Regions from separate parts of the Homo sapiens genome. Here region 2 is linked to region 1. The links are chromatin loops, found by intact Hi-C in ENCODE. Cell type or tissue: endothelial cell of umbilical vein. All regions are shown on one strand. Links, peaks and the distances in the headings refer to the core of each region. The heading gives the core; the rest is flanking DNA. Region 1 has its middle 84 kb from the start of LINC02697. Region 2 holds the start of LINC02697 (long intergenic non-protein coding RNA 2697).

The links. Hi-C counts contacts between places; a loop is a spot of excess contacts. Peaks named below come from ENCODE experiments on the same cell type or tissue, not always from the same donor. Only the 100,000 strongest peaks of a DNase experiment are listed, where the experiment ranks them.
Region 2: a loop joins it to region 1, with 4 times the contacts of the local background. A loop is called at or near these places in 7 of 110 quality-filtered maps.

What each region holds. Positions count from the first base shown.
Region 1 is chr11:134,859,711-134,874,066 of GRCh38, reverse strand. No RefSeq gene overlaps it. Among named protein-coding and RNA genes, the nearest start is that of LINC02697, 84 kb to the left of the region's middle. In endothelial cell of umbilical vein, for the core only: a CTCF peak has its summit at 5,344; a DNase peak (open chromatin) is centred at 5,226.
Region 2 is chr11:134,941,519-134,958,544 of GRCh38, reverse strand. It overlaps LINC02697 (long intergenic non-protein coding RNA 2697), which reads right to left and starts at 7,556. Exons shown (of 2, transcript NR_187396.1): 1 at 7,248-7,556; 2 at 1-2,079. RefSeq lists enhancers at 8,486-9,685, 10,238-10,738, 10,739-11,239, 16,504-17,026. In endothelial cell of umbilical vein, for the core only: no CTCF peak of the experiment used is centred there; a DNase peak (open chromatin) is centred at 9,324; H3K27ac peaks cover 2,112 bases.

The DNA of each region.
Region 1 (14,356 bases), core at 874-8,873:
TTCAACCTATGACTCAAAATGACCAAATCAATTTCCAGTAACATGACGGAATTACAGAACAGAGCCAGATAATACGTACAGCAATATATATGTATACACACACACATATACACATACACTCACAGAGACACAGACACACACACAAACACACACCACCTAACAAGGTAAAATTAACAATGTTTGGCATCCAATAAAAATGTATCTGGCACACAAAGAAAAAAGAATATATGGCTCATTATAAGAAAAATGATCAGTTCATCAGGAGCACATAACCATCCTAAATGGTTTTATACCTGCCTAGTAACAGAGTTTTGAAATCGCTGAAGCAAAAACTCTTAGAATGACTAGGAGAAAAAAATCACAAGCTTAATCACATTTGAAAAATATCATTCTGTCTATAATTAATAGAACAAATAGAAAATTGTTGAGGATATAGAAGATTTGAAAAATACTATCAAGTAACTTGATCTAATTGACATTTAATGAATATTAACACCTAAAATATCACAGTAAGCATTCTTTTCAACTGAACCCAGAATATTTTCTAACACAGACCATATAATAGGCCAGAAAAAGTCTCAAATACATTTAAAAGAATCGGAGGAATTGTCTTCATCCATTTGTGTTGCTGTAAAGGAAAACCTGAGGCTGGGTAATTAATAAAGAAAAAGTTACAGTCACAGTTCTGCAGGCTGTGCAAAAAGCTCAGTGCCAGCATTTGCTTCTGGTGAGGCCCTCGGGAAGCTTCCAGTCATAGTGGAAAGTGAAAAGTTGAAGGGAAGCCTGTGTGTGCAGAGACCACATGGCCAGAGAGAATCCAAGAGACAGAGGAGGGAGGTGCCTGGTTCTTTTAAACAAACAGCCCTTGCAGGAACTGATAGAGCAAGAACTCACTCTTCACCATGAGGAGGGCACCAAGCTGTGCATGAGGGCTTTGTCTCCAGGACACAGTCATCTCCTCCAGGCCCCACCTCCAACACTGAGGGACACATTTCAACATGAGATTTGGAGGAAACAAACATCCAAACCATATCAGGCACATACAAAATATGTTCCCCGACCACAATACAATTACATTAGAAATCAATAATAAAAGCATCTCTTAAAAATTTCCAATTGTTTGAAAACTACATAATATACTTATTATTTAAATAGCCACTCATGCCAATAAAGAAATAAAAATTGAAATTATAAAATAATTTGAACTGGATGTAAAGGAAAACCCAACATTAAATCCAAAGTGATTTGAAGACAGGAAATGATGCAGACGAAAGAAGGGAAAAATGAGGTAGAAAACATTTTAATAGAAGAGAAAATCAAGAGCTTTGATGAGATTAAAAATTGATAAAAATTCATCGGACTGATGGGAGTCATAAATTACCAAGACCAGAAAGGGTAGAAGGTGCATCACTGCAGATCAGAGGCTGAGAGGGTAATAACGGAATATCCCGAGCAGCTTTATGTCAGTGCATTTGAGAGCTTGGATAAGATGGAAAAATTACTTGAAGATACAAACTATCAAAGACAATGCAAGAACAGTCATATAAAACTTGAACAAACCTCTCTCTATATTAGAAAGTGAATTTTTACTGTAAAACCTTCCCATAAAGAAAACTGAAGGCCCAGATAGTTCCACTGGTGAATTCTACAAAGTACATACAGAAGAAATTATGCCAATCTGTCACAAACCTGCAAAAAAATTAAAAGGATACATTATTTCCCAATAGATTTTTTGAAGCAAGAATTACCTTCATCCCAAAACTACACTAAGACATTACAAGAAAATAAAACTGTAAGTCATCATCCCACATGAACACAGGTGCAAAATTTCTAAGCAAAATTATAGAAATGAACCCAACAATACATTTTTAAAAAATGCATCATAACCTAGTGGAGCTTATTTCAGGAACGCAAAGTTGGTTCAATGTTATATTGTATAATGAATCATTCCACTGGCCTTTTCCCCTGGTTCCTGGGAGACTTTAGATCCCTGTAATTTCCCAAGTAATAGGAGTGTCCTTGTTATTCAGGAGCCCCTTGGACCACATATGAGTTTATGCTAAGGATGAACTGACTCAGGATGGGGCTTTACCAGAAAGACCAGCCGTGTAATTAGAGGGTTGGGGCTTGAAGACAGCCTGACCTCCAGGGAGTGAAGGGGCTACAGATGAAGTTTACTCACCTGACCCACGACTCAATCATGCCTACCTAATAAAGCCCCATAAAAACTCTGGACACCAAGGCTTAGTGGAGCTTCCAGTTGATGTGCCTGGATAGTGACGTGCTTGATCCCACAGGGAGAAAACACGAAAGCTGTATGCTTGAGATCCTCTCAGATTTTGTCCTGTGTCTCTTGATTTGGCTGATCTTGATTTGTGTCCTTTAGAATCAAATTGTAATGATAATGTTTATATGGTTTGTGTGAGTCATTTATTGAACTATTGAATTTGAGGAAGATTGGGAAGTACTCTATACTTGTAGCCAATTAGTCAGAAGTGCAGGTGGCCTGGGGACCCCAAATGTGGCTGGTTTCTGGAGTGTGGAGAGTTTTCTGGGAATTTACCACTTAAAGTGGTGGTGTTTAGTGTCAGAAAACATTCAAAAATCAATCATTCATTGTAATTCAGTAATTAAAATAGAGAAACCATGTGATTATCTCAATTGATGCAGACAAAATCCAACATCTATTCCTAGTAAAATCTCTCAGCTATCAACCTGATAATGGGAATCTATTAAAAACCTATAATTAATATCATACTTAATGCTGAAATATTCTATATTTTCCCCTAAAATTAGTAACAGGAGAGACTGTATGGTTCTTATCTCTAAAATTATTATTGTTTTGGGAGTTCTAAACAGCTAAATTAGAAAAAAAAAGAAGAAGAAGACAATCAGATTGAGTAGAAATAAATAAATGAGTAAACTGCCTATTTTCACAGATTACAAGCTTATTTAAATTTAAAAAAAATAAAAACTACAAAACACACACACATAATAATGAATGCAAGTTTGCAGGATACACATTCATTATACAAAAGTCAAATGTACCTAGCACCCAGATCTTGGTTTCTAATGTCATTCTCCACAAAAGAAATCAGGGCTTACTGCAGAAATGGTTGACTCTAAGACTGGGGCAAGAAATAGAAAAGGTAAGCCTGAAACATCTTATAGTCCCAGAAATTTAAAACGCGCTGAAAAAAAAAAAGGAAAAACCAACCCATTTTTAAAACCATGTGGATAATGGTAAGAAACAGAGGAGCCAGCTGAATGTATGTCCAATGGCCAAAAGTAGAACACAGTTAAGCCACAAAATAAACAATTATTGGATTATAGCCCAAAGTATAAAGTACATATCCATGAGTCCGTACTGATATAAAGAAATGATTGAATAAGTGAGTAACTTGGGAAGATGAGACCACTGTCCCATGCAGAAGAATTTCAAATCCCTGTAGATTCCCTGCCCTCAAGAAGGGGTAGCATGACCCCTCTCCTGAAGCATGGGCTGTGCATAGTGACTTCCTTCCAAAGAGTGCAATATGAGGGGCAGGGAAAGGAGCAGCTTTACAGTGGAGAAACCTGGTGACCACTGCCTCAGCCCCACAACCAAGGTTGGGAACACTGGCATTGAGTCCATACCTTCATACAGTGGGATGAGAATGGCACGTTTCACCACGACCAAGGTTGGGAACACTGGCATTGAGTCCATACCTTCATATAGCAGGATGAGAATGGCACGTTTCACCATGACCAAGGTTGGGAACACTGGCATTGAGTCCATACCTTCATACAGTGGGATGAGAATGGCACGTTTCACCTCTGTGATCCCCCTTCCTCCCAAAAATATATAACCCCTGTCTAGCCATAAGGAAAACATCAGACAAATCCCAGGTGAGGGACACTCTATAGAACACCTGAGTAGCCCTCAAAACTGTCAAGATTGTCCAAGACAATGGAAGCCTGAGCCACTCATAGCCAAGTGAGGCCAGGAAGACATGACGACTGAAAGTAACCTAGGATTCCGCATGGGATCTTGAAACGGGGGAGGGCGTTAGGGGAAAATGAAAGAAACTGGAATGGAGTGTGGATTTTAGTTACTGCATCAGCATAGGCCCATCAGTTGTGACAACTGTCCATGCTAATGTAAGATATTTACAATAGGAGAACCTGGGTGCGGGGGTAGGGGACTCTATATTACCCTCTCAATTTTTTGGTAAATCTAAAACTGTTCTAAAAAATAAAGCCTATCTGAAAGCATGTATTCATGTCAAAAAATAAACTTTATTCTGTAATACTTACAAACGATATTTGGAACTTGAAATGCTTAGAATACACTTTAGAATAAGATAAAAAGTAGGAATATTTAGCATCAAGTAAGGCAAAGACATGCAACACCTATACACCGAAAACTATAAAGTAATGCTGAGTGAAAATAAAAAGCCTAAGTAACAGAGAAAATACACCATGTCCATAGGTCATAAGACCCAATAATCTTACCAAATATGCCCAAATTGATCTATATATTTGATGCAATTCCAAGTCCCAGAAATATTGTTTAAGAAATTCATTAAATAATTTGTTTTACATTTTTGTTTATTTTTTCAATTGACAAAATTTATAAATATTTGTGGTGTACAAGAAGATTGATAAATGTATATACATTGTGGAACAGCTAAATCAAACTACTGAATATATGCGTAATAACATCATTTTAAAATTTATCAGAAAGTACAACAGACAAAGTTAAAGGCCTAACATCTGATTCAAAACTTACTATAAAACTGCAATACTCAAACCAGTGTGATCTTGTCATAAATGCAGATAATAAATAGACCCATGGGAAGAAACTAGGGGGGCCAGAAATAGACCCAAGTATATATACACAATTAATTTTCCACAAAAGTACAAAGGCGTTTCAGCAGAAAAAAAAAAAGAGTATTTTTTAACAAACAGTGCTGAGACAATTCGTTATGTATTAAATGAGCTTTATCACACCATATACAAAACTTGATTCACAGTAGATCATAGAAATAAATGTAAAATCAAAAATTATAAAACTTTGAGAAGAAAACAGGAAAAAAATCTGTATGACCTTGGGCTAGCCTTGGCTCCTGGCGCTGGAGCAGAAGCACGGCCCTTTGAGGCAGGCTGGAAATCTCCAACAGCCACCAGAGGACTCAGCCAGGGCCAGCCCCTCGCTAGCAGGGAGCACAGCTGCAGAGGCCTTTTGATGTGTTTATGCTCCCGGCTTTTCCTTTCTGAGCAAAAATCATTTCTAAATCTTCCTCTAAGCAAGTCCGATATCAGCTCCTCTGGCGCCCCCTAACGCTCGGCTGTGGTAAAGCACCCGTTCCTCCTCTCCCAGGAAGACGGCGGGAGAGATCTCAGCGCAGATAAAGCACTCCCATGCTTTCAGATGTCAGCTGAGACCATGTGCATACCTCATGCTGTGCGTGCGTGTGTGTGTGTGTGTGTGTGTGTGTGTGTGTGTGTGTGTCACAGAGAGAGAGACCCACACACAGGCCTGGGAAGGGGAGGTGACCTCACCCCTCCCCTCTCAGTGTCTCGGGGTGTTCAGCAGCTCCAGACGAGGACAGGCCACATTTACTTGTGCTCTTCAGGGCTGGTCCTGCCTCTCCTGTCCCCACACCTACCCACCCTCTGAGCTTTTCCTCTTGGATTATTCCCTTTTGTTCATCTTCGATCTCAGGGCTGTGTTCCCATTCCTCCACACCTACAAACTGTGCCAGTCTCCAAGGGTGAATCTAGAATCTACTTATCTCAATATTGTACTCACCTTGTTTTTAACCTTGAAACTCTAGCTCCTATCAAAGCGACTCAGAATCTCCGTGCTGTAAGTCACACAGTTCAACCACAAATGGTCACAATTTGAAGGGACTTTCTCATTGTGGTCCAGCCCCCACTCCTGACCCTTTGTGGCAATCAGAAGGGACCAAGGATACCAGCACTGAGGGTTTGTAAGAGGCCACACCGCTTGATGGTGCAAAGGTGGAAAGGAACCCAGACCCCTGGCTCTTAACTGAGAGATGCGTTGGCTCCATCCTGCAGCCTCAGGGCCGCTGCTCTGCCATGCTCCCTGTGTGGGCTCTGCACAGCCCTTGCCTGATTTGCTGCTGTCGGTGACAGATAACAGGTGAAAAAGCGAGGACCACACTGCCCATTACTGAGGATCAGCCCTGACAGGGAGCGTAGGTGGGAGAAGGAACCAGCACCTCCCTGCTGAGTTGCCAAAGCTTGGAAGGGCAGAAGCCACTTTGCACCGTTGCTTTCACCCAGATCTACCTGCATAGAGCTACACGCACAGCTCTTCAGAAAGCCACGTGATAAAATAAGAATCATCTGTTCTGAGTGCGTCTATGGTTTATATTTAAAATATCAAAACCCATTAAAATAATATTTAGCATCAGATAGAAGATTGGTGACTCACAAGGTCACCATGAACAGTAAGAGTAGGGGACACTTTTAGTCTCTAATTGGATGAGGCCTGCGATAACTCCACCCTGAGCTGCCCTGTCTGGGTGTACAGTGCAGTCAGCCGGCCCTGGGCCCAGCGCTGTGAGGCCTGGAGCATCAACTGCTGCATTCCTGGACTCACACTCTTCCTCTGCACCTTGCTCAGATCCACTGATTTTCCAGCACAAGTCTTAAGCTACCCAATAGCAGGGATTTTTCTTTTCTCCATTTTCTTGTCCTCACCCTGCTCCACACTTCAGGTAGCACCCGGACTGTGTATGCCCCGGTGGTGCCCAATAAATGCCCCTGCCCAGCTGGCTCCCGGTCCAACCCAGCCTTCCTCTCAGTCCCCTCCTGCCTTTATCCCCCCAGCACTCAGCCCATCTGCACCCCTCTTGCGCCTGCAGGGTGTGTACCTCACAGGGCGGGAGCCCGGCTCACCAGGGGCTCACAGGGACGGCTGCCTTGGGTGGACAGCAGAGCCAGCACCACTTACAGGAGCCTGTGGGAGAAAGAAGTACACACTTACCAGCCAGAGGAGAAGCGATTCCAGAAGGAATGGGGTCAGTTTGCAGGGCCCCTCATGCCATTTCTGATGCAGACTCTTCTCCATTTCTCATGGCCTTTCTCCCACGTGGCTCCAGGTTCTGAACCTTGGCATCAGAGGGACACGGCTGCTCTCATTAGCTCTCAATTTTTAAGGGTTCACTTCCCAAAGAACGAGCTGAGTCACGGACTTTGCAAATCCAATCATTGCACAGGAGCACCAAGCAATATCACACAAAGTCAGCATTCCTCATTATATCTCCTCTATCAATTTACCTCGGAACCAATTATTAATTCCCCTCTCTCCCCTCGGGCCACACTTAGTCACACCATCACGGAAGCTGGAGAAAATGGTCTTAGCCACCAGGTGGTTCCCAGTCTGCTCTGGCACCAGCTCTAGCTCTTAGCTAATCTGATCTGGTAGAGGATTCCAGGGGCCCCCATGAATGCCTGGGGTGAGCACAGCATCCCCTCCAGAGAGACAGGATCACAGGGGGCAGCTGGAGGGCCCCTGGTCTGAGGCAGGGTCCAGACTCCTTCCCTAGGAGCACAGCCTAAGTGGAATTTCCAAGCATAAAATGCAAGCGTGCAATTGCTTCAGGAAATGTTCCCCTGGGTATCAAGATCTGTTCAGTAAAGAGCTGCCTGGAGCTCACAGGGTCAGGAGCTCCTGGCGAGAGGGGGAAGCAGGGGGTGTTTGCGTCCACAGTCAGCTGGGGGCCTCAGAGAAACCCAGCCTCAGCGTGGGTGCTCAGAAGGACTTTGTCCCCCTCCACAGGTGAGCCTTCCACAGGAACCGCAGGACCCCTCAGGCTGGTTCACGCTGACCTTCCTCCATCCAATCTGTAGCTTAAGGATGATGGCAAAGCTCAGATGCTAATCAGTGCCTGAACCCACATGAGGTATCCTCTGATATCGTATCTCGTTTAATCCTCACACAAGTCCTATGAGTGCAGAAAGCCATCCCTATTTTATATATTTAAAAATGAAGGCCTAGAGGCACTTAATAACTTCTTCAAGGTCACACAGTGCCAGGATGCAAATTCAGATTTCTCTAAATCCAAGAGCCAGGCAGGCATTTTCCCTCATACATCTGCCAAGCATGATTCCTCTTTCATTAAAGAAAAAGGATAATTTATATTACTATTAATTAATCTGTGTTTGTTCTGACATTTTCTCTTCTTCATCTCCATTTCAGGCAGGAAATTAAACTTTTTCATGTTTTCATTTCCATATCTCAGAGACTTTTCTTAAGACATTTTAAAAAATGGGGGCATCCAGAACTCAAAATAATGCCAGTCTATTATAAAATTCCGGACCTATAAAAAATTATGCCAGCTGTCTGCCAAGATTGGCAAATGAGTAAAGGTTTTAGAGAAAAGGTAGAAAGAGAATCCAGCAAATGACACCTGCCTGTCAGAGGAGATGTGTGCCTGGATAAAAATATATCAAATTAGAATGGAGGAATTGGAATGCACATGTGCTAGGAAAGGAAGCAGCATTTTATGCACGCTGGGTGAGAATGAGGGAAGGGATTACCAGCAACTCCCCTTTCCACCACCGTAGCCCCACAGTTCCCCAGGAATGGTAATCTCATCCTTCCCCTCAAGGGCCATTTCCAGTGCATAAAACCCCATCATTTGGATTCTGTCTTAAGACTAACTTCAATAACTCCTTTGAATCTATAAGCCGTATATACAGTGATGTTAATTAAAGGTTGGTTCTGATGGCTGCAGGAGCCAGCAGTGCAGTCATGGGTAGATAAAATACAGTCGACGCACATCAGAGCACATCACAGAAATCAAAGTCCTGTGCACGAACAGCCATGTAGATGGTGTTGGGTAAAAGAAAAAGTGAGAGAGAATTCATAGCACAGACAGAAAGGGCTGCCAGGGGATGCTGGCAAGGTGCTGATCTTCACCTCGCTGCAGCAGACAGGGGTGGGGCGTTCCCAGACAGGGCCCGTTCCCAGGATGGGCTGACACAGCCAGGTGTAGCATGCACACTGGCTTAAGTGCCTGCCATTTCTTAATGGCAGGTGGCCCAAGGGGGTTCAGAGTCCTCCCCACCACCTTCAGAGCCTCAGCCCCTGTCAAGGTGAGGCTTCTCCAGGCCTCTGCCCTCCTCGGGTTTGGCAAGGGCCACTCCCTCCAGATCAAGGCTCCCGCTCAGCCAGCCTGGGGGTCCAGGACCCACCTTGGAGCACCGAGGCCCAGCACTGTCTCAGGTTCCCATGCTCAGGAGGCTTCTGTGGAGCTGTCACCATGGCCTTGTCCATGGGGAAGGGAACTCAGAGAGACCAGGATACCGTGGAGAGCCACGCAGCAGGCCGTGGGCACGGCAGGACCTTGCTGCGACTCCCCAGGACGCTGGACTCTACCCGGACTCCCCCAACTCTCTGGTGGTAGCAGGCTCCCCCAGTTCCTGTGCTCCCTCCACGCCTGCCCTCCTGGAACCTTCCCCAACCACAGTGGCCTCTCCAGCCTGTCCCAGTGTGAGGCCTTTCCTGCAGGCCAGGTCTGCTTGGAAAGAGCAAGGAGGGGCGCAGCAGCCTCTCTACCTTTAGGACCCTGCCTCCAGGTGAACGTGCAGCTCCATATCAAAGCCGGGCCAGCTTACGGACAGACCAGCCTCTCCCAGAACACCCGGCGTCCCCGCTGGCTTTTGCCAGGAACCCTGGCTCCCCGAGCCCTTGGCCGGTCACTGTGAGGCCAGATGATACCACCCAGCACCGTGGGCTGCCCTGCCTCAGAACCTACTCGCGTCTGGTTCACAAGATCTGAAGACCTGGACCTCCTCCCCACAAAGGTGGCCACCATCGACCACTCAACTCTATTCCAGGATCGCTGGCCACCTGGACTAACCAGGCTGACCCGATCTCTGGAAAGGTGTGTTCTTGTCCCAGGGACAGCTCTGTGTTATGGAGTCCGAGCAATGGGAGAGGCGCAAGGCTAAACTCTGGTACTCTCAGGGTATGTGGGGAGGGTCTGCCCTTTCTGCAGAGATGTAGACCAGGATGGGAAGAGTGTCCTCTGCCCATAGAAAGCTTGAGGATAGACTCTAGGAAGATCTTCCTGAAAGGGAGGCCAGGGAGAGCCAGAGACTCAGAGGGCACCATGGCCTCAGTCTGTTAAGCGAAAGACAGCCTTGCAAGAGGCAAGGTCTGGATGGGATGCCATCCCACGCTGGTTTCCAGACCAGTCAGCCTCAAGCATCCTCACCAGGAGTCAGCATGAGGATGAACCCTGGCACAGACGTAGGCACAGGTCCTGGGGTGACTGGTACCTCCTGCTGCTTGGCCAGTCATCACTGGCCTCGCAGAGGACAAATAGGATGGTGTGTCCATCAGGGGCCTTTCCTTCACCCTGTGAAACTGATACAAATCGGGGTACCCAATTCCCCTGCTCAGGAGGGAACTACAGCTTCCGGGCTCGTGATGACTCTGGAAGGGCTGTCTGCTCTGTCCAGGGAAAAAGAAGCCTGCAGTTAGGATGTTCATCAAGTGAGACCGACAGGTGTTTGCGGCTGGCTCCTTTCCAGGTGCTCCGGGATGTCAGCGGTCACCCAAGAACGGCCTCTGCCCTTTGAAGCTGACAGTCTCGTCTGAGGTATGTGATCAGAGGGCAGCTATGCAGGGGGTTGGGGTGAGGCATCCTGGCTTGTAAATTCCTAGTGCTCCTGGCTTGCAAAGAGGGAGAATGCTGCCTGGGCTGGAGTGGATGAGGAAGCCAGGACAGTGGAGGAGAGTGGAGGATCCACTGAAGGGTGAGGAGGGCTGCCAGATTTAGCCAAAAATCCACAGAGTACCTCAAGGAAGCAGAACAGAACCCCTCACTCCCCAGCTCAGGGCTGTGCACAGTGACATTTCTTTGAAAGAGTACAATATGTAAATGGAGGGAAAAGGTGAACTTTGCAATGGGAAAGCCTTACACACCCCTCAGCCTGGCGATCTCAGTCAGCATCCACAGTGACCTGTCAGGATAGTAGGGTGTGCCCTCGTCACACTGTGATGGGATGGCACTGCAGTTCTGCGGGCTCACGCCACACCGCAGCCCAGTCTAATCACAAGGAAGACATCAGACAAATCCCGACTGGGGAAAATTCTACATCACACCTGACCTCAAAAGCGCCTGGGCCATGAGAAGCAGGGAAAGACTGAGAGACTGTCACAGCCAAGAGGAGGCTGGGCAGACGGGCTAATGTCATGTGGGATCCTGGATAGGACCCTGGGAAACAAAGAGGACAGGGAAAACTAAGAAAATGAGGGAGTGGATTTGGGGAACAGTGACGTGTCCTTGTTGATAATAGCATGTTGATGTGTTCATTAACTGTGACAAATGAGGCATGCTCACATAAAATGCTAACAGCAGGAAAACTGTGCAAGGAGTGTGTGGGGACCCTCGCACCATATTGGCAACATATATTCTCCAGCTACTCTAAAATGAAACAATTATTTAAAAATACAGAGTACACAGTTAAATTTAAATTTTACATAAACAGGTAATATTTTCTCGTAAGTGTGTCCCATGAAATATTTGAGACCTTCTTATTCTGAAAAAGTATTTGTTGTTTACTTGAAAATTAAACGAATTACTGAGCATCCTGTGTTTTATCTGGCAACCACAGAGGTTGGGAGAGTTCAGAGGGGAGGAGAAAAAACATTGCCCCAGGGAATAGTGGACTCCATTCACCCCAGAGTAAAATCAGAGTAAAATCATCACTCTGCAAAGACCCGCCACAAAGCCTGCGCTTCTTGGATGTTAAGTTCGGCAGTGTCTCAGATCATGTAATCTGACCCCGAGGGTTTTTTAGTTACTGTTTTTGTTGCTTAAGAACAACTCAACAAAATAAAATTCCTGCTTATTGTTGGATAACACTGTCTCACATTTACATCAAACAGGCTAAAAATAAATAAATAAACAGCATCTTCATGGACAAAAAAAAAAAGACCTTTTATTTTTGGCCTTTTAAACGGTCTCATAGGAACCAACCACTTATGGTAAGTACAGCTAAGTACACACACTAACAAGTTACTGGAATGCTCGGAAGAAGATTGGCATTTTGTTGCCGTTTTTTATTTTCCTACAAGGTTTTTTCTTGAGGTTGTAGTGAGCATGGTTACACCACAGGCAAAGTCAAGAAGTAGGACAGAGCGCACTCTGAAGGCTGGTTTGGTCATTCCAGATCATCAAAAACGGCTGACCCTAACCATGTGTACACAAATGTAAAATGTAAACAAAAAATACAAACAAGTTTTTTTTAAAGTACCTTTTAGAAAAAAGTGGGGCCTTAGGAAGTTTTGGTTCTTTTTTCCGCCCGTGTTGCAAATGCCCGTGGTTGGGTTGGGGGCGGGACAGCGCCTCTGCAGGCCGGGGTGGGATTTGCAAGTGTCTCGTACATTATTATTAATTGTAGTCACCAGCTTGTAAAACAGATTTCCAGAACTTACTCCTCCTGCCTACCTGAAACTTTGTAACACCTTCCCGTTCCCTGCTCCACGTAGATCCTGGAAGCTACTATTTAATTCTTGGCTTCGATGAGTTCACCTTTTTATAATTCCATGTATAAATTATGTGGTATTTGTGAGTCATATCGTGTGTGTCTTTCTGTGCCTGGCTTGTTTTGTTAGCGCAACGTCCTCCATGTTCATCCAAGTTGTCATAAATTACAAGATTTCTTATTTTCCAAGGCAGAATAATATTTCATGTTCATTCATCTATAAATGGACATTTAGGTTGTTTTAATGTCTTGGCTCTTGTGAATAATGCTGGAATGAACATGAGCGTGCAGACATCTCTTTGACATCCTAACTTCACTTCCTTTGAACGTATACCCAGAGGTGGAATTGCTGGATCATATAATAGTTCTATTTTTAATTTTTTTGAAGAACCTCTAGACTTTTTTCCACAGTGGCTGTACTAATTGACATTCTCACCAACAGGCTTCCCTTTTCTCCATATCCTCTTCAATAATTGTTATCTTGGGTTTTTTGTTTGTTTGTTTTTGGTTGGTTGGTTGGTTTAGAATAGCCACCCTAACAGGTGTGAAGAAGTTTCTCTTTGTGGTTTTAATTTGAACTTCCTTGATGATTATTAATGTTGAGCTTTTTTTTCCATAAATGTATTGGCCGTTTGTATATCTTTTGAGAAATGTCTATTCATGTTCTTTGCCCATTTTTAAATTATGTTGTTTTCTTGCTATTGAGTTGTTTGACTTCCTTTTGTATTTTGGATGTTAACGGACATAAAAACAGACGTAAAGTCCAGTGGAACACAACAGACCACAATAGACTCCACAACAGACTCCAGAAATATGCCCATGCCTTTATGGTCAACTGATTTTCAACAAAGGTGCCAAGAATAAACCATGGGAAAGGACAATCTTCTTAATAAAATACATTGGGAAACCAGCTATCTGCATGTGGACTAACGAAATTAGACCCTTACTTCACACTGCATAGAAAAATCAGCTCAAAATGGGTAAGGACTTGGGTCCTGAGACTATAAAACTTCTAGAAGAAAACAGGAAAAAAAGCCCCTTGACATTGGTCTGGGCAATGATTTTTGGGACATGAGGTTCAGTTGGGCAGGAGGACTAAGTTCTGGAGATCTATTGTACAGCATGGTGACAAAAGTTAATCATAACGTACCTGCAACTTGCTAAGAAAATAGATCTTAAATGTTCTAACCACAAACAGAAAGGATAATTATGTGAGGTAATGGATTTGTTAATTAGTTTCACTGTGGCAATCATTTCACAATGTACACATATATCAAATCATCACATCATGTACCATAAATATACACAATCATTATTTGTCAATTATGCCTCAATAAAGCTAGAAAAAGCATGTTGTATTCCACACACAGGTATCAAAAGCAAAAATAGACAAATGAGATTACATCAAATCAAAAGGTTTCTGCACACTAAAGAAAATAATCAATAGAGTGAAGACACGACTCACAGAAAAGGAGAAAATATTTGCAATCCGTTTATTTGAATGCAATATTTTTTAACTTCTGTGCTTCACAAATAACATAAATGATGGTAAAAGGGAAACAGACCAACAGAATATTGGAAACAAATATGAGAATTAAATATTGATATTCTCATCTTATCCTACTATGGTAAAGAGTCCTTAGAAATCATGGGGAGAGGGAGAGAAACACAGCTAGGCCATAAGCTTGCACCTGCATTTAAAATCCCTGGCTCTCACATTACCCTACAAGGTCACATTTGGTGTTGTACTAGCCAGTTTCTCAGCCTTACCCCAGGGCAGGGTACCCTGCCGCCCAGGGTTGCAGTAGGCTGGGACTACCCTGGAACACTGAAGCAGTGG
Region 2 (17,026 bases), core at 4,848-12,847, 81 kb before region 1:
GAAGGTCTGTGGCTGAGGGGATGAGACTCAGTGAGACAAGAGACCTGTGCTTCCTCCTGGGTCGACCGGGGCTGAGTTCACAAGCTGGTCAGGGCTGAGCTCTAAGACCACGTTCTGGCCACAGGCCACCTTCTGGGTCGGGGAGCAGCAGGGACCGCCCCGCTGGAGCAGCCAGGCCCAGCCACACTCAGCTTTGCCCACTAGTCAAGCCCAGCCTCACAGAAGCGGGTTCAGTAAGCCCCCCATGCTTCCCCAGGGAAAGGGCTGCATTTCATTTATGGAGGACGGTGGTTCCTCACAGGAGTGGGCAGACTCTGGAAGCCTCTGAGGGGTGAAATTCTGCAGCCTGGGAAGGCTGAGAGGCAGGAAGGTTGAGGAAAGGGGGCACGGCCGACCCCTGACTTCCACAGGTCTCCTGCTGGTCAGGGTTAGGTGGAAGGGGGAGCTGGCTGGCTCTGAGGGGCATGAACCTCTGAGGGGCACGGACCTGAGCTCCCTGAGGACAGGGGCCTTGGGGTAGGTGGTGTCCAGCAACTCACCTTCATCTGGTCACCTGAAGAAACCACTTCAGGGCATAAATACTTCTCTGAAGCTGCTCGAGAGTATGGTCAGGCATCTGCTCTGCCATCTGTGAGACGGCTTGACACCCTGCCCTCTCTTTTGGGAAAGTGAGAGGTGGCCCCATGGATAGAGCAGGGGAAACAAAGTGGTGTCGGAGACTCCGGACTGTGTGTGCTCATGACACAACACCCGGGAAGGCTTAGCTGTGGGAGGGGCGGCCTCTGGTGACAGCCGGCATGGCTCCAAGCTGACATCCTGCCCTTCCTAAGTTCCAGCTCCGCTGCCACCTGCCAGTTCCCATAGCCGGGCCAGCGGAGGGGCAAGATCAGTGGGCTCTGAGCACCCACTGCGAGGGGAGTCCTCTGCCAAGGACCCCTGGTTCTTAGCAGGTGCTTGGAGAGCGGGTGTTTGCAGGGATTTGGTTAGCTGTTGATAGGAATTTGGGGAAGGGGAGGAACAGGAGGCTCTGAAGCCACGTGGCTCCTGCTTCTATCCTCCCCAGCAGTGAGGAGAGAGTATAAGGAGCCCGTCTCCATCTGCTGCACCTCCCGCTCTCTGCCCACCTAGAGGTCCCAGGGCCACTCTGCACAGCCAGGCGGGAGGAAGGACTCCCGCTGTATCGTGTGCATTGGCAGAGGGACAGTGCCGCAGTGGGGATGGGGTGCTCACCCTCTCTGGAAACTCCTCTCTCCTCCCCCCAAATCACTTCATGCTTGGGGCCTTTGCTGCTCCTCCTCCTCTGCCCATGGGGCTTCTTAGTCTCCAGAGACCTAAGTTCACATAGGGCTGGGCAAGATTGAGATCAGGGGACTCCTAACACAGCCAACTTGTCTCAGAGTTTCCAAGAAGACCCCCATGCAGGGGCAAGGGTATGGAATGTAAATTGAGTCACCATGGGGGATGCAGGTCTGTGCTGCTGACATAAGCTGTGTATCTTCAGGGATGCGTTGACTCAGGGAGGGAGGCAGCTCTGGTGGACACGCGATGCTATGCAGCCAACGCCTGCGGGAGATCACGTAGCTTTATTAAACATGTTGATAAATTCAGTCACACGCGAGAGGAAACCCTCTGTGAATCGCAGCATTTCAGGAATCCACTTCATGAACCTATCCTGGGCATAACAGAGTGGCAGCCTCCTGGAGTAGAACTGCGATCAAACAGAAAGCCATAGAAGCTCCCTTGGTGTAATGGTGATTGCCTCTTGTGAGGATCAGTGCATTTCCATTCCAAAAATTCTGGGTGACACACTCCATGTGCCTCAGACCAGGACACTGATCATGGGCCTCAGAGGATTGCAGTTTGGAGCAAGCCAGTCTGGGAGAAGGGGCTGGTGTCTGAGAACATGAGGATCTGCACACGCGGTCACATTTGGAGTGACTGAGAAGCCTCTCTCATTAGAATTGCATGATGCAACTGCACAGAGACACAGTGACCTTTTTCCACTTAAAAATCCAAGTGAGCATCAAGGTCCGATGAAATCCTTTCATCAGAAAATAACTTGCTTTGGTCTGCTGAGACCTAGAGGGGAGAGAGGATTTAGAATTCTTGGACCTTTCTGTGTCTTTGTAGATTGTTAATGCATTTATTAAGCCATTTCTAAGTGTGTCTACTGCTGGTGCGTGTTTCAACCTTGAATATCACTAAAATTCATTTTCTCTGCTTCAAGCCAGTGTTCTGAGGGGGAAATGCATTCTGTGCCCTCCATGGCAAGCTTCCCTCCACCCCTCATTTTCTCTCTCCTCTTCTCCCTTCACCCTCTGCCCATCAATGACTTCTCTTTCTCCCTCATGCCCTGTCTCCCTCCCATCCTGCCCCTCTCTCCTCCTACCCTTAGTCTCTATTTACTTTCCCGCCCATACCCTCTCCACCCTCTTCTCTCTAAACAGATAGGAAAGAGGGTCCTGGTGCTGTGTTTCTTCTCCACTCTGTGCCTCTGTGCTGGAGGTGAGGGAGAAGAGTCCAGGACAGTGTTTGAAATGCTCGAAGGGTAAGAGGGGGTTAGAGAAGAATATCGAGAGAGTTGTTCTATCAAAACACTGGACTCTGCAGGTTGGCAGATGCCCATCTCTGCAGGACAGTAGCTGGTTGTATCTGAAGGGGCAAGAGCAAGTGAGCTTTAGCTCACACCCATCACTGTCAGCAAACAGGGTCTCAGGCAGCGTAAAGGAGGAGCTTTATTCTTGTCATTTTTAAGCTGATATCAAGCGATTTATCTTCATGCTTGATAACAACACCTCTTGCAGCTACTTTGACCTTCAGCCATCTTCTGCCCTGGCCAAGTTTATGGTGAGGCCACTGATCTCTGGCACCTGGCACACAGGTGGCTCAGCTCTCTCACTGTACCCAATGATTTTCATCAGAAAACAAGGAAAGCACCGCGTGGATTCCCTTGGCATGAGATCAGGTGCACACTGCCTGCTCAATGGGTCCACCACCCACCACAGACTCCAGCCCAGTGTCGCAGCCGGCGGGGCGGCACCCACTACTCTCCACTTGGCTCACTCCAGACCCTATTTCACATCCACATGGAGCCACGGTCAGGCGGTCTTCGGTCCCATAGAGGGAAGTAGAGACACAGATGGGTCACATGGCTACAAGAAGCATCCAAACTGATGAGGATCAGGATCCCAGGGAGTTGCCAGTTCCACTGCTCTGGGGCTCTGCAGGCTCCAGCAGAGGCTGTTACCAAATCCAGCAACCACAGCTTTACACACCATGGGGTCTCCAGCAAGTAAGCGCACACGCTCTCAACACTTCAAGCCAAAAAATGGAGGACAAGTACAGGAACACCACCAGGCTCCCTGCAAACATAACGGGCCAGCCCCAAATACCCCAGGAAGTGAAGTCTTCTTATGCTTTCAGAATTCAGGGCCATAAAGATGCCTGATGTAAACCCTCTTACATACAGGTGAGGAAGTTGGGCTCAGAGAGGTACAGCAATTTGCCCAAATTCACACGGGGAATTAGGGCCTGTGATAGCATCAGAAACTCAATCACATAAACATTGGCCCATGGCTGCCTCTGCCGCACTCTGTGGGTGTCTCTATAGTGGAGATGGTATTGAGTTGTTCAGTCAGGTATTACTGAGCATGTGTGGAATACCAGAAAGTCGGGCATTTCAGTGATGAGCAAATCAGTCCCTTCCCTCATGGAGCACAGTGTGTAGGACACACACTGTAAGCAAGTGAACGCTCACTCACTCAGTGGACAATGGACACACTGTCCACTACTGAGGCCCCATGGAGACCAGCACAGAAGCAGTGCCTGGGTCCAAGGAGCCTCCTTCCATCAGGGGGTCTACGGGAGGAGTAGCCAGGCCAGGACTGGCAGGGAGAGCACCCCAGCAGGGGAGGGCCTGTGTGGAAACTACACGGCAGAGGAAGACTTTGAGCAGCTAAAGGGGGTCAGTGTGGAGGGACTGGGCAGTGCAGGGTGTGGTATCAGGGGAACCTGGGAGGCCGGCAGGGGCCATGGCTCTCAGGAGCTTCTGGAACAAGTGAAGAAGTTTGAATTAAATACAAAATGCCACAGGGTGCTACTGATGAAGCGTAAGCAGAAACAATGTTATATAACATACGTTCTTAAAGATCACATGTTTGTATGTGACTGTATGTGCATGAGTGTGTGAGTGTGTGGTCATGGGTATGGAAGTGAGTATGAGTGTATGCAGTGCTGTGTGTGTGTGTGTGTGGTAGTGTGCATGTGAATGAGTGTGTGTGAGTGTATATGTGTGTGCAAGTGGAATAGACTGGAGGGAAGCAGGAAAGTGAGCAGGGTGTGTATCTGGCAGGCTGACACTGGCTGTAGCCACATCTGGATGAGAGGTGTCTGTGGCTTAGAGTCAGATGGTGGCCATAAACACAAAGAGGTAAGGAGAGATTCAAGGTATACTTTGAAAGTGAAATGGTCAAGGCTGAGAGATGTGTTTAAACTGAGTGATAAGACAACGGGTGGTGTGAATGGCAAGTCCCACATTTATGGACTCAAGCAACTGGTTGGGTAGTGGTGCCATTTACTAAGATAACCAAGACTTCAGTGAGAACAGGCTGGTGAGAGAAGGAGGAATTTGGGACACCTTCTCTGGGGGTGCCTGTGAGCTCTTTGAGAGGGTCTACAGGGTGGGCCATCTGAAGAGGGTGGGTCTGGTCTGGAGGTGAGGCTCTGGGCAGTGTTGGCAGGTGGATGATCCAGATGCCACAGCGGGAATGACATCACCCAGGGAAAGTCATGGTGTGGGATGTGGATTCAGGAATGACATCACCCAGGGAAAGGCATGGTGTGGGGTGTGGATTCAGGAATGACATCACCCAGGGAAAGGCATGGTGTGGGGTGTGGATTCAGGAATGACATCACCCAGGGAAAGGCATGGTGTGGGGTGTGGATTCAGGAATGACATCACCCAGGGAAAGGCGTGGTGTGGGGTGTGGATTATGTGCTGTCCTCCTAGAATGTCCTGAAGAGGCCAAGCTTTTCCTTAGAGAGCCTGGTGTCCCCTTTGACTTCCCAACATAATTGTGTGTTATTTAAACACTGCCTCCATCTCCACTCTGGTGGTGACTCTACCCTGCCTCAAACCTCTGAACTGTAGCAGGTCAGGTGGCAGGTCAAGGAAAGGACCTGCCATTTCATTGAGGTAAAATTGACATTTACAACTCTACGTATTTAAAGTGTGAAGCATGATGTTTTATATAGACATACATTGTGAAATGATTACCACAATCAAGCAAATTAACATATCCTTCACCTCACAGGTACTTGTGTGTGTGTGTGTGTGTGTAGTGAAAATACTTGAGATCGACTCTTTCCAAGTTCCACGTGTCAAACACATTATTAACTGGAGTCCCCATGCTGTACACTAGGTCTCCAGAACTGACTCATCTTATACCTGCAAGTTTGTGTCCTTTGACCTTTGACCATCATCTCCCTGTTTCTCCTACCCCCAGCTCTTTGTGGCTTTCATTCTACTCTATTTCAATGATTCCAACTTTTCTAGATTCTACATATAAGTGAGATCATGTAGTATGTGATTTTCTGTGCTTGCTTTATTTCATTTAACATAATGTCTTCTAGGTTTATCTATGTCATTGCAAATGGCAAGATTTTCTTCTTGTTAAGGCTGAAAGATATTTTAGTACGTGTGCCTGTGTGTGTGTGTGTGTGTGTATCACATATTCTTAATCCATTCATCTGCCAACCTATGGAATAAAAGACATCATTTTCAAACCATATATCTGAAAGGGGGTTAATATTTTAAATAAATAAGAAACTCATACAGCTCAGTAGCAAAATAATAAGAGTAATAACCTGATTAAAAATGGGCAAAGGACCTGAATAGACATTTTTCCAAAGAAGACATACAAATGGGCAACAGGTATATGAAAAAGTCCTCAACTAATCATCAGGGAAATGCAAATTAAAGCCGCAAACAGTTATCACCTCGCACCTGTTAGGATGGCAATTATGAAAAAGTCAAAAAAGGTAACCTGTGCTGGTGAGGATGTGAAGAGTGAACCCTTATTCACTGAGGGTGGGAATGTAAATTAGTAGAGCCAGGATGAAAACAGCCTGAAGGTTCCTCAGAAAATGACAACCAGAGCTTCGATATGATCCAGCAGGTCCCACTTCTGGGGACAAACCCACAGGAAAGGAGGTCAGTGGGTAGAAGAGCTGCCTGCCCTCCCATGTCCACTGCAGCACTGCTCACCGTAGCCAAGACAGGGAAACAACCCAAGTGTCCCTCAGCAGAGGCCATTTGTTTTTAAAGCTAACAGGCCACACCTGGCCATAGCATTGTTTTACTTTAAAAAAAAAAAAACCACGTTCTAGGGGGGTGAAATCTGGGTGTACTCCCATCTCACATTAGCATATAGTACTCCACTGCAGAGCATGTGAACGCGGCAGCTCAGGGCAACCCACAATTATTCTATGAAAATGGCTGGCTGAATAACTATACATTTAAGCAAGTCTCAACCCCACTGTGTCTCAACCCCTACTGCCTGTGCTATCGTTAGGAGGAACTGTCCCAAGTCACTCTACCCCGTTTTGCCCAGAACCCTTCTGGTGACAGGCAGCCTCAGTGCCTTCTTCCTCCTTGCTTTCTTCCCTTATAGAGTTCAAATCTCACGTCTGTAGGTTTGTTCAGAACTAACCAGCAAAACTGCACCCAGCTGTGTTCCTAACATCTTCCACGTGCAGCTCTGCGTATCACAAGGAAAGAGATTCCTGAATGTACAACCGAGCCACACCAAGTACAAATCTGCGCACCCTAAAATCTGCCCACTCCCTGTAGTAGCTGCTCCTGCAGCTCTCGCTGTGGGCTCGCATGGCCCCTTCAGCTGTCTAAACAGAAACATTGGCATCCCCAGCTCCACTCCTTTAGCTCCTGCGCAGTGAGAAAGAAAGAGCGAGTCAAACATGAAATCCACTAATATATTAATTCAGCTCAGCAAGCAAAACCCATGAGCACCCAGCTCAGCAGAGCCTGCCAGGCATGACTAATCAGACCCTGGCTGAAGCAACGCTCTCTTCCTCGGTCCTCTCTGGAAGTGTGCTGGTTATGCAGCTTCTTCCTCTGAGCTCAGGAGACTCTGAAAAATGCAGTTTAAAAGGATGTAAATTAGGAAAATGTAAATACCCCTGGCTCCCTCACACAGGACTAGGTTTTGTGGTGGGGGAAGTTGCTTTACCTCATCGAGTCTTGGTTTTCTCATCAGTGATGACTTGCAGAGTTTTGTATGAAGTCCCAGGGCCCTGGCCCCACTACAAGGAGCTTGAATTTAGCAGGTCTGCAGTGGGCCTGGGCAGCTGTATGTTTAAAAGTTGCACAGTGACTGCGATGCTACCCAGCTGAATGGCATCAGCTTAGCTCATGGCTTCTCAGAAGCGATGTGCAGACTCCGATTCAATATCTTCAATGTAGGCTCTGAGGTTCTACATTTCTAACAGCTCCTGGAAGGGCCAGTGCTGCTGGCATGTGGACAACTCTTTGAGTACACAGGTTCCAGGTCTGTGGCTCCCGGTCTCGGCTGCACTTCAGATTGGGCCAGCCCCTCCTGACTGGATAAGATCTTATGGGACTGTTGGTGAGGAATCCCTACCCTAGCCAAGCTGTAGGAGTGTGACTTAAGCTGGCTGATTATCTGGATCCTCTGTGAAAGTTGATCCTAGTGCTCAGTGACTCAAAGACTGTGGAAAGTCAGAGCTCATGAATCCAGATTACAATGACATGCGAGACTGTTCCTGGTGCCCGAGATTCAGTTCCCAGAGCTACTATGGCTTATTAGGTACAGGTACAATTTTCCTTTTGTAAGATGCTCCATATTATTCCAAATATGGCCTTTTTTATTTGTAGAAAAAATATCTTTTTGTCACTGACAATTAAAGAAACATAACTGATATTTCTGTAAGATGTAACATCCCATAATTCTGCTCTCCCTGCATCAACCTGCATGTTCGTGTTATCTTCCTTATGGGGAAGAGGGGATAGCCACCACCTGCCTGGCCCCACACCTCCACCCTCACCTGAAACCCCAGGCCTGGAGAACACACTTGTCACCTCCCCTGCCTTGTGTTTGAGTTTCTCCCTCCGTAAAGAAGCGCTCTAAGGCTGGATGTTGATAAAATGACTCCACTGATGGAGGAAAACTCCTGCCCAGCTGACTCTCACTTCTGGGAAGGACTGGTCATGGTCAAATTGTGAAGGAGCCAAGGCTTAAAGAAGGCATTTCTTTATTCTTTTCTTTCAGTTATTTGTTCAGTTTTCATCTCCAGCCTCCTGGAGCATTTGCCTGATAGGAACCTATTGATGAAACGTGTCCCAAAACCCTTCACCAAAGAACAATTTATCCGTCTAGATCTTCAGTCCCGTCTGCTTTCTAATATGACCAATAGACAATGAAGTGTGTAGTCAGTATTGGCTATTGACACCAACAGCCAATAACAGCTTAATTACTCACTGTTCTGAGGCTGCGTGCTCTGATCCAGAGAAGGATTCCAGCAGTGGGTTTTAGGCACGTTTCCCAGTATCAGTCAGTATCTGGGAGAAACTTAGGACTCTTATTTCTCTCCCCCTTGCTTCCACGTGTCCCATATAGACACTTTATTACTAATCGAGGGTGAGTTGGGTGGCAAGTAATAACACTGCACATCCCACATGCTTTTCTTACAATGTAAGCTTAACGTACCAGCCGTGGAATGATGATGTCTGTCCCCTCTCATTCAGTCTGGCTGGATCTTTGCGACTGCCCTGATTAATGGAGTACAATGAGAAGGACATGATTTTACTCCCAAGGCTAGCATGCGAAAGGTGATATGGCTTCAGCCTGGTTCTCTTGGGATGTTCACTCTTAGAAGAAATTTGAAGAACCCCAAACAGCCACATGGAGAAGCCACAAACAGATATTCTGGCTGGCAGCCCAGCAGAGGTCCCAGCCAGCAGCCAGCATCAACTGCCATGTGAAGAAGTGTGCCTGCAGGGGGGTTCAGACCCCAGCTGCCAAGCTGCCTCCAGCCTCCCGGTCTTCCAAGCTGAGGATGCAGACAGTGTGGAGCAGAGATAAACCACCCTACAATGCTGTTCTCAGATCCCTGGATTGCAGAACCCAAGAGCACTACAAAACAGTTGCTATTTTACATTGCCAAGTTTGGGATTGCTTGTGGCATCAAGGACAGGAAATTCCAAGCTCTTGGTCAATGCTTAGTCATAGTGTCCTGGGTTTGTTTTCAGAGAAAACACATGACAGAGTGGCCCCTTTTCTCTCTTACCTCTCCAGTGACTGCAGCGGGAAGTGCCAAGGGCCAGACAGGCTTTCTCTCGGAAAGTTCTCTCTTCCTAATACAGCAACCAGGCTTGGCTGGTTTTGTGCTGAGCACTGCAGACAAACAGGGTCCCTTGTGCTGTGACTCCATTTCCTCCTGCTATTGTAGGAATTCTCTGGCCTGGTTGATGGAGTCAAGCTTAAGGTCTGGTTGTGAGTGCATAAAAAGGAATATACTGCCCAGCACTTGGTTCTAAGCTCTGAGCTGCCTTATGCATATTCTCATAAATTCTCATGAAGAATTACCTATTGAGTCCAACATAGTTTAATGGAATTCTGTTTGGAGGCTTGGAACCAAAGTCCCAATTAATAATAAAGCGTTACTTTGCTTTCCTTTGCCAGTTTAGCCTATGCATGTATTTTCCTTAGAGAGCCCATGGAGGAGAGAGAGGTGGCTAAAACAAGAAGAGATCTGTGGATGACTGCATCTCCCAGCCAAAAGACCACTCAGATAGCTTCCATGAGGATGACTGCATCTCCTGGCCAAAGACAACTCTGATAGCTTCGATGAGGATGACTGCATCTCTTGGCCAAAGACCACTCTGATAGCTTCCATGAGGATGACTGCATCTCCTGGACAAAGACCACTCTGATAGCTTCCATGAGAGCTCCCTGGGGCATCCATGGAGAAGATATTTTTGAGGGAGAAATCCCCAATGCATCTTGAATCTTGCAGCCCACACAGGGATTTCCTACAAGCAAACCCAGCCTTGAGCTATAAAGACCTGATCACTTTCCTGGGTGAAGACAGCAGACTGACTCAGTTATTCTGTGGATAGGTGACTTGATCAATGAGTTGGCGAGAAATCTAAGATGTGTCTTTCAGGCGCATATCTCAGATTTGTAAAATTATTATTTATTTATTTAATTTTTTTTTTTGGGATAGAGACTCACTCTGTCACCCAGGCTGGAGTGCAGTGGCACGATCTCAGCTCAATACAACCTCCACCTCCCAGGTTCAAATGATTCTCCTGCCTCAGCCTCCTGAGTAGCTAGGATTACAGGTGCCTGCCACCATGCCCAGCTAATCTTTGTATTTTTAGTAGAGACGGGGTTTCACCATATTGGCTGGGCTGGTCTCCAACTCCTGACCTCGGGTGATCCTCCCGCCTCAGCCTCCCAAAGTGCTGGGATTACAGGCTTGAACCACCGTGCCTGGCCTCAGATTTGTAAGATAATTTACACAAGACTCGGTGTCTCTGCATCTCACACTGGTTGTATATTGCATTAAACGGGTGATAATTCTCCCCTAATCAAACTGTGCCCATATGCTGGCAAGGACATTCATGTTATGAAGACAAGAGGTAGCTGAAAAATAAAGAGACAATAGCCACGAGACAGACCCAGAGGTCAGGCAGGGCAGGCTTGCCGTGAGGACACGGCTCATCCCACGGGGCCTGGGAACTGGCGGTCACAGCAGTGCAAGGTCCTGTTCTCTCCTCCGCAGGGACAGACAGGCCACCAGCCTGACAGAGACGGCACTGGGGGCAGCTGCCAGGAACAAGCAGGGATTACACTAGGATTTCTCAAAACCCGTCTCACAGAATACACGTTTTATTAAAAACTACTACATGAAGATTCTGTGTTCAAGTGAGTTTTGGAATGAGGAAGATCTGCAGCCAGTTTCACATGTAGATTTCTCCAAAGGATTTGGCCACAGACATTTAATTCTGGGAAACTTAAAGGCATGCTGATCATCTCAAGGTATTAAAAATAAATTTTTCTGAATGGTGGGATTATAGTTAATTTGCATTTTTCCTTTTGTTTATCTGTGAATCACATATTTTGCATAATGACTATATATTGCTTTTGTGGTGGAGAAAATATTTTAATGCAATGAAAACTCTGGTCTACCTGAGGTCAGGCAGATCTGCAGAACAGTGGACAGAGTGGGAAGGTGGGAATAGAGCGGCTCCTCCCTGCGGAGGAGGAGGGAAACCCAGGCTGGACCCAGGCAGGGTCTGAACCTCCAGTGAAGACATGAGGGACTGGGGTGGGTACAGCACAGTGCAGGGCCTGCTTGCTTTCCTCTCCTCACACCCTGCTTGTATATTCCATTTTCTTTCAGGACAATGAGCTCCAAGCAAGGATGGTGCAGGAAGAGCTCAGGACGGATCTTGCCACCTCCATCTTAGCCAGAGGGTTTTCCTGAGCTCAGGAGCCAAGCTTCTCAGACCCATTCTTGCACACTGCAAATTTCTAATCCATTGCTAAGGGCCACTAATCCCAAACTGAATTTAGAGAAACAAACAGGAATAGATGCTTTTTAAAATACTTACCAACATTCATATTTCTTCTCTGATTTTGAAAAACATAATTAATAATAAAACACTTGGGATCATGCAGCAAAGATACTTTATGGGAATATTTATTATGCAAATAACTAAATTAATTGCATACATTTGCATCCTATTAAGCATTGAAAAGTAAAGCAGCTTTAATAGAATTAAATCTACTTTTACCAAAATGATCTCATCTGGCAGGAAGAGTTAGGGCAAGATTGGTTTGGATTGAGATTTTCCATCCTGCTTAGGAATTCTAAAGTTCTATAGAATGAAAGTTTTTCTTGATAATAATTTTTAAATCATAAAAATGAAAGAAATGTTATTAGAAGTCCTACGATTTCACCACCAACTTCAATGCCCTAATGTGGCTATCCATACTGCTTTTCCAATATCTTCCAAACGTCGATTATGGATTTATATAAGTTTTTTCTACTAAATTATGTCTTACAGACATTATTGAAACAGTATACTTGCTAAACATCTGTGAATTTTGTGTAAGAGTAAGGTCCCAAGATTTTCTAAAGTTTGAAAGACAGTCATGCTCTGGAGTCACCCTCTGGGCTCGATGCGATGGTGCCCAACGAATACCTCCAGCCTGCTGGGGCTGGAGCTCCTGTCTCAGTCTAACCCTGCCCAGTAAGGAGCTGACTCAGCCCACACTGCTCAGGAGGCCCTGGGGCCCTCTGGGCTTGCAGGTATTCCTGCCCTCAGCTGGGGCCAGCCCAGGCTTCGGTGATGCGGTTTCCTCTTCAGAGGGCACTCTCGGGCCTCTCTCAGGACGTCTCCACCCCACACACGCTGCTGCCCACACCTCCTTTCAGGGAAGGGGCGCAGATACCTCCCATCTTCTTTCCTACACCTCAGCTTTGCTCCCTTCCCCTTTTACTCTGCACACCATGGCAATTTTCACCCCTTTTTGGACAAAAATTTCCTGACAGGACTTAACCTCCCTGGCACTTAAAATCTGAACTCTAACCTATGTTATTTGCAACAGAAAGAAAAGTGCTTTTATCTGTCCTTTCAGGTAAATTATTTATTTATGTTTTTCTTTATAGCGCCACCGTTCAGATTTGCTGGATTTGGAGACAAAATCCAGGTTTGAATTGTGATTCTATTTCTTACTGCTCCGTGGCCTGGGGCAGCCAGGTCAGCTCTCTGAGCCCTGTGGTCTGCATGGCTGAGTGAGAATGCCCACCTCCACTGAGAACCAGCCAGTGAGGTGCCAGCAACCCATCTAACACAGGCAAAGAGGATTTCTTAATGAAAACATTTTGTCTTGCACAAAACAATACTCAATTTAAGAAACAGCAAATGCAGAAAAGGAAAAAGAGGATTAGAAAACTATAGAAAGAGCTCAGTGCATGGCAAGAGTTTAATGAATATTAGTTCTTCCCATTTAGTTTTGCTTTCCAACCCACTAAGCATGCTTCGAAAGACAGAGAAGAAAGAGGGGTTACAGCAAAAGCAGTGATAAGAGTTTCTTGCATCTTCACAGATCAAGCATCTTGGTCTGCAACCAGGTTTGTCTGAACAAAGGGTTAGGAGCCAAAGTTTGGGGTGGTGAAAGCCATGGGGCCCATGTTAGGCTGAGGACAAGTGTGCATATGGGTGGCAGGTGGCTTTGCCCAGAATGAACTGGAGGGTGACGATCCTGGATCTGGCAGTGAAGCGGCAGTGTCTCTGCTCAGCCGGAGCGGGAGGTGTGGAGCCACTTCGTCACACTCTCAGCTGCACGGCTTTGGGCCACAGCCTGTAGACACCGGTGGAATCTGCTCAGAGCTTTGAAGAGAGGATTCCCAGAGCCAAGCTATGGATGGGACTAGGAAGCGAGTGACCAAGAACAGCTGCTCTTCACCTCCACGGGCAGGGTGGGGCGGGGTGGGAGGTGAGCTTTGCCGAAAGCCAGGCTGAAGGTGATGCAATGACCGCACCATGGCCAGGAGCAGAACCACACGTTCTTTTTGGTTTCTGTGTAACTCTTGCCAAATTTACAATAAACCCTGCAAATCTGCTGGAGCCTCTCTCTTTCTTTCCCAACCTTTGCAAGGACCTGTCTTGAAACTCCTTGCCTGATTCCCCGCTTCTTGTTTTTCCCTGTTCCTCCTGCTCCCTTTTTCTTTTCAGCTTTCTCTCCAATCATGTTCCTGTCTATTCTTTTTCTTTTTGCTACCCTGCATGGTGAATATTTGCTATTTTCCTGCTCAGCAGAACCTGCTCTCCCCACTCTCAGCCCGTGAGTGGGTGGGTGGGGCTGACCTTAGCACCTGGTGATGTCACTTGAGAACCTAGTTGGCTGGGCCCAGACTTATTAGGTGGTCAAGTCAATAAATGCCCATTATCATGTTTAAGCTGCTTGTGGCTGGGTTTTCCTGCTTGGCACCAAGAGGCCTGAGTCATTTGCATCCTCGGGACCGGCCCCTGCCCCATCTCCAGCTTACACCTCACCCCATTCCCACCCCTAAACTACAGTCAGGCCGAGGTGCTGACAGGCTGCCCCTGTGCCACGCCACTGCTGCCCCTCAGTAGGTCCCTGCCCTCCTGGCACTTCTTGGTGTCATGGTTTTCTGAGCCACAATGCTGTTCTAATTGTGAGGCAGTGGCATCTGCCTGGCTTCCTCCCCAGCCCCAGCCCCTGCCATGGGGACTCTGCCTGAGCTCTGAGGGCAGGTGGGGCACCCTGCTCCTGGCACAGGCACTATTTCCACCTCTCTTCTTCATTGCTATCCGGCTTTCCCTTGCTTTTATCCCCTCCCCTTCTCCTGCTTCCCACTGGTCAACTCTTCTCCCAGGGCCTCCCAGGGCCTAGGTCTGAGCAGTGGAGACCTCCATGAGCAGGCAGAGGGCAACCAGGCAGGCTCCATCCAGAAGAGAACAGGCCTGGACCAGATGCAGATTCTCCCAGGCTCTGCAGGGCCTGGCAGGGAAACTGCTGCTCCTGAGCTGCCTTCAGGGGAGTCCTCAGAATAAGGGGAGCTATCAACAGGCAGAGCAGTGTTTACGAGGACAGTTATGATCTTGTCACTGTCCTCAAGGAGCTTCAGGTCCAGGAAAGAAAAATGAGCCACCTGTGAAGCAGAATTGTGTAATCACCTGGCGAGCAGGGAGGAGCCCCCCAGACACCACAAAGACAGGGAGCACTGGGAGGGAGAAGCGGGGCCAGGCTGGGGAGACCTGCAGAATGGGGCGGGGCTTCTGGTTTCAATGTTTACTTGCTGAGTGGCCTTGGACAAGTTATTTCATCTGCCTGAGCCTTACTTTCCTCATCTGTAACATGAAAATGCCAAATATACCAGCACCTGGATTGCCACGAGGATGAGGTGATTACAATGCGTATGGTCCTGAAACAGTGGTGTCCCTCTCCCCACCCTGCCATTACCCAACCTCTGGTCTTCAAATCGACCCTATAAGGTAGGTATTTTTACGTTCGCTTTGCAGATGAGAAAACCAAAGCTCTGTGTAATGACACATCCCGGAAATGTGAGGACAGGTTTCAAATCCAGGTGTGTCTGGTCAAACCTGAGCGTTCCCTCCAGCCCTGCTGCCCCCTTTCTGCATGTGATCTTGGCTGGGGTCAGTGTCTGGCAAGCACACTGTCTGGCTGGCTCAGGCCTTTTGCCCCAGCTGTGGCCTTCACCCCCAACTAATTAACTAACTGACAAGCTGTTTATGAAGCTGCACTCCTGGTGACGTTGTTGGTGGCTGTGATAATCATCCTGTTTTTCCACTTATTCAGCCACCTTCTGAAGGGTCCTTTTATGGGACCCTTTTATGGATTATCATTGTTCTGGGCAGTTTATTATGCAAATGAAGCCTCAAAGTGCTCGATGCTGTCTGCTGAAATGTGCTTTATAAGATAATACATTTTTTTCCACAAACCAAAATAAACTAGTGTAAATGACAATGGAACGAGAAAAGCTTTGCTCTTTATAAAAAGGGCCGTGTGAGATTCTTTGAAACTGAACGCCGGCGGAGTCTGACTCTGACCCTGGATGAAGAGATGCTGCTCTTTTAAGCGAGGGATTTCTTTTCGGAAGAGGCTTTGTGAGCATGGAACAGCGAAGCCCGGGATGGGAACCAAGAAAGGTCACCGAAATGTAGACACCCTGGCCTCAGTCTCTGGAGTTCAAAAAGGCTGCGGTCAATTGTTGGAATTTCTTTTCACATGAAGAAATCTACATTCTGTGTAAATAAACCACTTTAAAAATGTGTGTGTTGTCTTAGTTACACAGACATTTCTATAAAAGTACTTGTAATTGTGTCTAAAAGACTGAAACCATTTAAAAAAACACCTTGAAAAATATTTTTCTCTGCCTGGTTCAGTGAACAGTTCCTACAAGCCCCTTTTCTCTCTCTATTGGAAAATAATAATTCCAGATTTTGTGCCAATCCGTCCACTGATCTAAACCGCGGCTCTTCTGTGGGCCGCGCACTCGCGCCCCTCCTCACTCTAGTCCTACGCCCCTGCTGGGAGGGCCGCGCTGCTCCGCCCCCTGGTGGTTGCAACCCTGCCTGTGAGTCATTCTTCTGACTCCGCTGCACCCAGCCTGGTGGTTTACAATAAACTCCTCCATTCTCAGAGGCCAGGGAGGCAGTGGGAGGAGAAGGGGTCTGCACGAAGAAGCCTGGCGAGAGGCTCACATGCTTGTATGTCGTTAGATGGGAAACACACCCCCAAGCTGGGTGAGCAAAGAGTCCGAACCACATGCTGCTCTCTGTGTGTACATGGAGAGTATCCTCAGCTTGGCCAGAACCCTGACCCCACCCCCAGGCCCCAGTGTGGAAGATCCATCCATGGATGATCATGGTCCAAACCAGCTCCTCACTTGAGCTTTCCTTCCCTGCACTCTTGTCAAATTGCACCAGGATTCCCTACGACTCGTTGATGTTTCCCTAGCACTGATTACATGGTCTCCTGGATGGAGAATAGGGTTAGGAAAGTACATCTTTAAGCATGTTCAGGCTAGAAGTCCAGGCCGAAGACATTCATAAAGGGGTCACCAGCAACATAAATAAGCCAAAACAGTACTGGGACTCCGTAAACTGAGAGTGCTCTTTGGATGTAGCTCTGGTTTTCAACAGGTGATGGCCAGGCTGCTGGCAGGCAGCGGCGAAGCTAGCACTCAGGCCTTCTTCCCCACGCCTGAAGCCCCCAAGACCACTTCCAGCCCCCACCTGATCATTACATAGGGGCCTTCTCTCAAATGATGTGCAGGGTGTGGGCAGTGGCATCATTGCCCAGGCCCTTCAGCTGACCTGTCCAGGTTTGGGAAAGGAGGACCGGGATGGCGGTGAGGAGGAGCTCAGGCAGAGTGGTGTTTTTCTTTGCACTTAGCATTGGGTGTGTTTGGCCCAGGAGAGGTGAAC